2 separate regions of the Homo sapiens genome follow, and region 1 is linked to region 2. Evidence: chromatin loops called from intact Hi-C (ENCODE). Cell type or tissue: breast epithelium. All regions are shown on one strand.

Region 1 (4,000 bases), 350 kb before region 2:
GCTGGGAAGCTAGGAGAGGACAATAGGGGTTGCCTCTCCCTGGATCATGTTCAGTCTGGGTAGCTTCCCTGGAAATCTCATGGAGATTCCACAGTAGTTCCGGATCCAGCTTGAGTGGTGGGAGGTATGTAAATCAATCAAGTAAGCAAGGTGTTCTTTCTGGAGAGGGTGCACACTCTGCTCATGTAAAGTCTACATCACTGTATTTTGGTTCCAGGAATTCCCACCCAAACTGCCCCATTCTAAATTAGGCCTCTTCAAATCAATAACAGTTCTTCTGTGACTGCTGGAATATGGAAGCCCAATATTTTAGGGATTACCACAGACTAAGGAGAAGGGAATCCAGACTTCACATGCATTCAGGCCACAAAGAAACACAAGTATTGGCAAAAGTGACAAGCATTCAGCCTACAGATATACCAGACAGGGACAAAGTCTTAAAGATGAGAGTCCTCGTCTTTATATTAGGGCTTCCCCTGTTAAAATGGATGGAGACATCTCTCAACTCCTAGACCTGAAGGGGAGTCCTGCCCATTCCCAACAGTCCTGGATCCCTTGAGCTAGGTCCTAAACCTGACAACCCAGAGTCCTAATAATCAAAACCAAAACCACTCTTTTAGTCAGTTCACAGAACCACCACCACTTACTGCCTCAAAATTGCACCAAATGAAAGGTCCAAGCAGCCACTTCTGCTTTCCTGGTGGGCTGGGGGGATGGGGTTGGCATGCCTGAGGCCCTTCACCAATCTCCCTCTTGGCAACTTAACCCACTCATGCTTCCTCAGACTGCTGCTTCGCCTGTAAGCAGCCTATAAGGGAGGTCGAGTCAGGGCTCAGTCCATAGTCCCATCTGGATCAACCAGATTTGTTTCCCAGGCCCTCCCACCCCACTGCCTCCAAAAAAAAAGCGGGGTTTGTTTGCCTGGTGAGTAACAAAAGTCGCTGAGAACACAGACTTTGATCAATAGGAGTTTTATTACTTGTCACAAGTAGGAAGAGCTCTGGGAATATTCGTCAAAGCAGTGTCTCCTAAGAGAAAATGACAGGAAGGCTTTATAGAGTGATCGAGAGGGGAGAAGGTGCATCATCACATGAAGAGGAGGGGTCCCAGTGACACAGATGGAGGGAGTCATCGTGCCACCACATAGGACGCATGCTATGGTAATGAAACTATAGCTCTCCCAGGGTGCAGGATTTAGCATTGTAATGAGGAAAGTTCACTGTAAGTGAGTTCATCTATAAGTTGCTGGGGTCTGTCAGGAGCAGGTTCCAACTGACTAGGTGACCACATTTCACACAGGGTTTGAGACAAAACCGTCTGCAAGGCAGAAGGCTGTAAAACGGGCTAATTGCTCAAATTCATTAAATTCCTTCACTCCCTGGGGGCCCGCCCTGTCTTGTCTATATAGCCAGTCCTTAGGAAGTGAGGCCAAGCTGAACTGTTGACACAGTCTATGTCTTTACGAGTCTGGGAGCTGGGTGATTTTACCTCTGATGCTAGACTTATTTTTACTGGTTTTGAAGCCTTGCTTACAGCCCTTTCCCAGTTTCTCACGAAATACTCATGAAAGGGGATGGTGGGGAGTGGGCATGGGGAAAAGGGAATGATATTAAAATTAAAGCTAACATCATTGGCCTCTAGGGGGCACTCATGGCTCATCTCCATAGCCCTTGGCTCTTGCAGCTGCCCAAGATGAGAGTCCTGATCTAAGGAAACTCCACCACCACCAAGGCTGGGGTGGTGGCAATGGGGGCATTATTTTCCAAACCTGACTAGGCTACATTTTAAGGGGATCATAGTCACAGAGAACATAGATGTGGACTATTAATTTTCTTTGCCTGAGCAGCCGTAGCCCTATGTGCTCCTCTCCAGCCTTTCAGGGAGCTATGATGGGCCAAAAAATGCTCAGTAGCCCAAGCCATCTCCTCCATAGACACTGGAGTAAAATCTCTGCCTATGGGTGTGTGTGTCTTGTCTTACTCTATCCTGGATTTGTTTCCTCCAATGCTGGTGGCTTTACTTTAGATAGTCTGATTGTTGCAGAGATGAGACCCAAGGCTCCACTCTGGAGAAAATAGAGCCCTCTTGAGAGGTCAGCCCAACTTGCTAGACTTCTGCATGGGGCTTGGGGTTCAATGTTCCAGCCTGTCCCCAAAAAGTCATGGCCAAATTCACATATTCCTTTGATCCCTGATGGTGTCTCATCACACAGTTCGTCTGGCCTCACCATTGCTCCACTAAGTCCAGGAACCTCAAGGAACTATGAGACAGGTAGGGCTAGACTTAACAAAATGGCTATCACAGTCTTCATTTCATGAGACAGAGGTGAACTGAGAAAAGGTGGAAGGTGCTTCAGAGACTTCTCTGTATTCATCCCTAACTTAGGCAGAGAGCCTTGGCCACACAGGAAACTGGGGAAGACCCCTCTCTTACTCAGGAGTCCCCCACACTGGTGCCATCTTATGACAGGCAGGCATCAGCTTCAGAGCCAGTCAAACAGTTAGGAATAGCAAACATTGCTCCAGAATTTGTTGGGGTTTTTTTTCCCCTGAATTTGATAGTAAGCTCCACATAGGCAAGAATGACAACCATCTTGTTCTCCTTGTTTCTCTGGAGTCTAACACAACATGTAGCACGTGGTTGGCCCAATAAGAATTTGTCGAATGGGGGCCAGATGTGGTGGCTCATGCCTGTAATCCCAGCACTTTGGGAGGCTGAGGTGGGAGAGTCGTTTGAGGCCTGGAGTTCAAGATCAACCTGTTCAACATAGTGAGACCCCTATCTTCTTTTTTTTTTTTTTTTTTTTAAAGTGGAGTTTGTTGAATGGCACACAGAAAATAAACAATCCAAATGACAGATCAGAGGTGCTGGAAAAGACCAGGGAGATCTAATCGTTAAATCACGTCATCTAAATATTAAGAGGAGACATTTGGACATCTGATAGAATTTGGCATTGAATAAGTGATAAATACACAGAAAACTGAACAACGGCAAAAAGAAAAGTATCAGTTCTAAGGGAAAAGATACAAATCAAAAGCCTTCAGGAAAGGATAAGTCATCATGGCTTACTGTATAGCTTAGCTTAAAATAACACAGAATAGTGAAGTAGCCCAAAGGGCCATCTAACCACACTGGGAAGCTGAGCAGGGGAGGAGTGCGTATATGCATGGAGGAGACTTGTCTTCACCCTCCTCAGCAGCTGACAGCAGGCAGGCTAGACCTGGACAATGGAGCAGGAGTCACACAGCCTGTGAAAGAAGTGCTGGGGAATGTAGGGGCTGCTGTTTCACATGACAGAGCCATTGAACCCTGGCTGTTTATAATAGTTACATACATAATTTTAATAGAAATAAAAACCAAAAAGAAAAAAGACTTAAACATGAAAGGCAAAACCATTACAATTTTTAGAGGAAAATATAAGAGAGTAAGAACAGAAAAATGTCTTAAGGCACAAAGTGCTAACCATAAAGAAAAAGATTGATAAATTCATCTTGATAAATTTTTTGTTTATCAAAAGGCACCATAAAGACAGTGAAAAGACAAGGCACAAAATGGGAGAAGATAATTGCAGCACATCTGACCAGCAAAGAATTTGTATCCAGAATATATAAAGAACTTCTATGAGTCGGTTTTTTAAAAACACAATTTATATTTAAGTCTCTTTAAAACAAATAGACAATTCATAGAAATATGGTGATATGGTTTGGCTGTGTCCCCACCCAAATCTCATCTTGAATTGTAGCTTCCATAATTTCCACATGTTGTGGGAGGGACCCAGTGGGAGGTAATTGAATCATGGGGGCAGATTTTTCCCATGTTCTTGTGTTAGTGAATAAGTCTCATGAGAGCTGATGGTTTTATAAAGAGCAGTGCCCCTGCACACCCTCTCTTGCCTACCACCACATAAGATGTGCCTTTGCTCCTCCTTCACGTTCTGCTGTGATTGGTCCGCATCCAAATGTCATCTTGAATTGTAGCTCCCATAATCCTCATGTGTTGT
Region 2 (4,000 bases):
TTAATGCAAACTTATAAGCTCAAGTTTCTAGGAATAGCACTGCTTGATGGAAGTAGTCTTTATTGCTCTTGATAACATTTGTTCATGTGTTCATTTATTTGCTTATCTACAGATTTATTTACTTATTTATTTTTACTGTTTGAACCAAGACAGAAGTTGTAAGTTGTGAATTAGAAGGCACCCTGGCCTGGGAGCTGGGTGATGGGGGTTCAAGGCTCAGTGGGTTGAATATGAGTCCAACAGTAGTGTTCTGGGGTGGAAGCAGAGGCAGGGGGCCAGTCAAGGAGCCACCTCCTGAGTTTGTCCTTGTGAGAGATAAATGAGGAGAAAACAAAAAGAAGGCAGATCTGAAATGCTCTACAGGAGCAGTTGGCAGGACTAGGGTTTGCTTGCATATGGAAACATCAAGAGGACATCAGAGGGGATGGAAGGGTTTAGCCAGGATGCCCAGGGGAATGGATCTTAACGTGATTTTTTTTTGTAAAGGGATGTCCGGGGGGGAGTTGCTGAGGAAAAGGATGCAGGCGCTGAGTTAAGTTGTAAATGTGATGGGCTTAAGTTGCATTCAAGTGGAAGTGTGTCTGGTAGCTGGAAAGCAGTCAAGGAAAAAGGAAACTTTGGGGCTGTTGGTGCAGGCTGAGCGGTGGGGCCTTGATTGGAGGGGAGGCTTCTGAGGGGAGCATGGGGCGATGGAGAGCAGTGAGGGCAGGAGAGTGGAGAACAGCTCTGTTGAGGGGACGGAGGAGGAAAAGGAGAATGGAGGAGGACCAGTAACCGGCAGGGTCACGGAAACCCAGGGTGGGCAGGTGAGTGGGTGATCTGCTGCCACAGACAGGCCAGAGAGACGAGGGACCCCCGTGGCCTTCCTCATCACCCCGACTCTCAGAAACAGATAATGGTTGCGCAAATGCCTAGGTTCCTGTTCTGTTTCTCCAGCATTGCACCCAGGCCTTTCAGATGAACATGTGCAAACCCAGATTACTGGCATCTTTCAGTTATCTGGGCTAATAAACGAGTAGTGACTGTGGATAATGAAGCTTTACACACTAAGATGAGTTGTGTGACTTTTCCAGGAGTTGAAGTTTAGGATAAAGAGGATTAATTTGTGCTCCCCAATTTCCTGCCTTCTGGACAGCAGCAGGCTTCCCTAAATGGCATTTCCTAGCCTACTCTGTGAAGTTGATCTTGTGGCTGGTAGGTGGATACCCTCTGCCAAAAATTAATTTTCCTCTAGATTTTTGGGTGGTCACTTAAAGATTTATTTCTTTGAATGAAAAACTTAGGTCTTAAGTCCTTCAGAAAGGATTGAGTGGGGGCAAACACACAGGGATTCCTGTGAAAAGCTGAAATCCATGAATATTTATTGAGGCACATGTGGGAGCTCATTCTCCAAAAGAATGATTAGAACCTTGGTACCTGGGAGGCCATGGGCATCCACTATTGACTCTGATGTTGGATTCTACTTTGCCACTCACCAATTCTGAGCTTTGGAGTATGTTAGTTATCCTCTCTGTACCTCATCTACTAAAATGGATGTGGAATTGTTGGAAGAATAGAAAGGTTACATTTAAACGTAAAGGTGCTTATTTAAAGTTTGCACTCAGCACTCAAAACTGTGGGCTGCTGTCCTCCTTCTCTAAACCTGGCCCCTTTGACACACCTGAGCTGTCAGTGGGTTTTGAGGGATTGGGGGCTTCTTTAGGGAAAGTACATGGAGCCTTTAGTGAAGGACTGGCTCTGCGGGGGACTGTGGTGTTAGCAATGCATGCTTTCTGTTTCTTTAGCCTATTAGACTTTTGGGGTAGGAGGTGTGGGTGATGAGGAGTAGATCTGTGCTGTTGGGTGGGAGGAGTTGTGAGAATGCCCTGCCTCGCTGGGAACTGATGGGGGCTTTTCTGGCCATGGGACGTGCACCATGGGGCTTGGGCGATGGCCCCAGCGGCTGCAAGAGGGGTGTGTCTCTGTGTGTGTGTGTGTGTGTGTGTGTGTGTGTGTGTGTGTGTGTGTGTGTGTGTGTGTTAGGGGAGTTGAGGCCCTTGCTGGGTCTGGCTGAGGAGCTGCCTCCGCGTCATGACCTGGTTCTTGTGTGCTGGCAGCTTCAGAGCAGCTGCTGCTGCTTTTTGCCAGGCCTCAGATGTGGTTAGGCTCGATTTCCTCCCGGCTGGCCTCTGTCCACCGGCTGCTTGAGGCAGGGGCTTCCGTCAGGAGAGCTGGATCCTGCTCTGGGCCGCAGATCAAGAGGCTAGGGGTGGGGCATGGGGAGCCTGCAGAGCAGCCAGCAGCTGTGCTCCCCCTTCACCCCCACCTGCTGCAGGGGAGCGTGTGCTGCCCAGGCGATAACTTTGCATAGGTTAGAGTTGCAGGGCTATATTTTGGAGTTCTGGTCCGAGAACAGCAAGTTAGTTACATAGAACTTTTAATGGGTGGGAGTTTCAGGCTTGGCACCCCATCTCAACTAGGCTTATCTTCACCTTCCAGTGCGTCTCATCTCTTAGAAATTTTCTTCATTTTCTTTCTGCATTATGTGTGATCTGCCTCTGTGTTATAACTGCGTACAGCTCTCTAGCAACAGAAATAGCACAAAAAATACCCAGAAATTTTCCCTGACTGCTCCCTTCTCGTCTCGTTCACAGACATGTGTAGTTTGCAGTTTCAGGTGTTTTATAGGTGTTCTATTCTTAAATCTTTTTCCCCTAAATAAAAATGAAAATACCTATGATAAATTTTGGAAACTATAAACGAGAAAGTTACTCATCCTCTATCACGCAGAGGATAAGCACTGTTAACATTTCTGTATGATTCCCCTTGCTGTTTTGTGTGTTTACACAGGCATGCGTTGTGATTGAATTGAACTGTTAAATTGGGCAATATTTTGAATCCTATTTTTTCCCCCATTTCAAATATTATGTACTTCCCCCATCATAAAAACCTTCTGAAAGCATTCATTTAATAAGTACATTCTCAAGTTTCACTTTTTCATTTAATACATTTAGTTTTATGTTCTTATTCCATATCATTTTAAGCAGTTGTGTACATCTACTGATTAAATATTATAAACAGGCATACGTTGGAGATACTGCAGGTCCAGCTCTAAACCACTGCAATAAAGTGAATATGGCAGTACAGCTGGTCACGTGAACTTTTTGGTTTCCCAGTGCATGTAAAAGTTGTGTTTACATTATATTGTAGTCTAGCAAGTGTGTGATAGTATTATGGCTAAAAAAATGTGTACATACCTTAATTTTAAAATACATTTTTGCCAAAAAATGCTAACAAAGTAAGCACATGCTATTGAAAATGACACCAGTAAGATTTGCCCAATGTGGCTGGGCACGGTGGCTCACTCCTGTAATCCCAGCACTTTGGGAGGCTGAGGCGGGCGGATCACCTGAGGTCAGGAATTCGAGACCAGCCTGGCCAACATGGCCAAATCCCATCTCTACTAAAAACACAAAAATTAGCCAGGGATAGTGGTGGGCACCTGTAATCCTAGCTACTTGGGAGGCTGAGGCAGGAGAATCGCTTGAACCCAGGAGGCGGAGGTTGCAGTGAGCCGAGATCGTGCCATTGCACTTTAGTCAGGGCAACAAGAGCAACACTCTGTCTCAGAGAAAAAAAAAGAAAAAGAGACTTGCCCAATGTGAGGTTGCCACAAACCTTAAATTCGTCATTAAAAAAAAAAAACAACAAACCACCCCCAGTATCTGTGAAACACAATAGAATGAAGCACAATAAAACAAGGTATGGCTGTATTATAGTTTTTTTTTTTATGTATTACTTGAACCATACTTGACCCTAGTATTTTATATATGTTAAACAGATAAAGCATAATAATAAACACATGCCAGTTCCCCAAGTTAGCTGGAATATTGCCAACATCATTGAAATTACCTGGGTGTTTTCCCCCAGCCCTATCTCCCTTCTTCACCTCCAGAGGTAACCATTACCTTGAATTTTGTTATCATTCCCTTGCTTTTTAAAGTCTTCATTATATAAGTTT

What was found. Hi-C counts contacts between places; a loop is a spot of excess contacts. Peaks named below come from ENCODE experiments on the same cell type or tissue, not always from the same donor. Only the 100,000 strongest peaks of a DNase experiment are listed, where the experiment ranks them.
Region 1: it touches region 2 in a loop (8-fold over the local background); 1 of 110 quality-filtered maps calls a loop at or near these places.

The regions. Positions count from the first base shown.
Region 1 is chr2:73,678,738-73,682,737 of GRCh38, forward strand. It overlaps the pseudogene ALMS1P1. Among named protein-coding and RNA genes, the nearest start is that of NAT8, 38 kb to the left of the region's middle. In breast epithelium, a CTCF peak has its summit at 1,603 (motif pointing right); no DNase peak of the experiment used is centred here.
Region 2 is chr2:74,030,490-74,034,489 of GRCh38, forward strand. All of the region lies in intron 3 of TET3 (tet methylcytosine dioxygenase 3), which reads left to right. Among named protein-coding and RNA genes, the nearest start is that of TET3, 48 kb to the left of the region's middle. RefSeq lists enhancers at 275-776, 777-1,276, 1,849-1,948, 2,019-2,188 and a silencer at 2,253-2,398. In breast epithelium, no CTCF peak of the experiment used is centred here; a DNase peak (open chromatin) is centred at 2,110; H3K4me3 peaks cover 785 bases.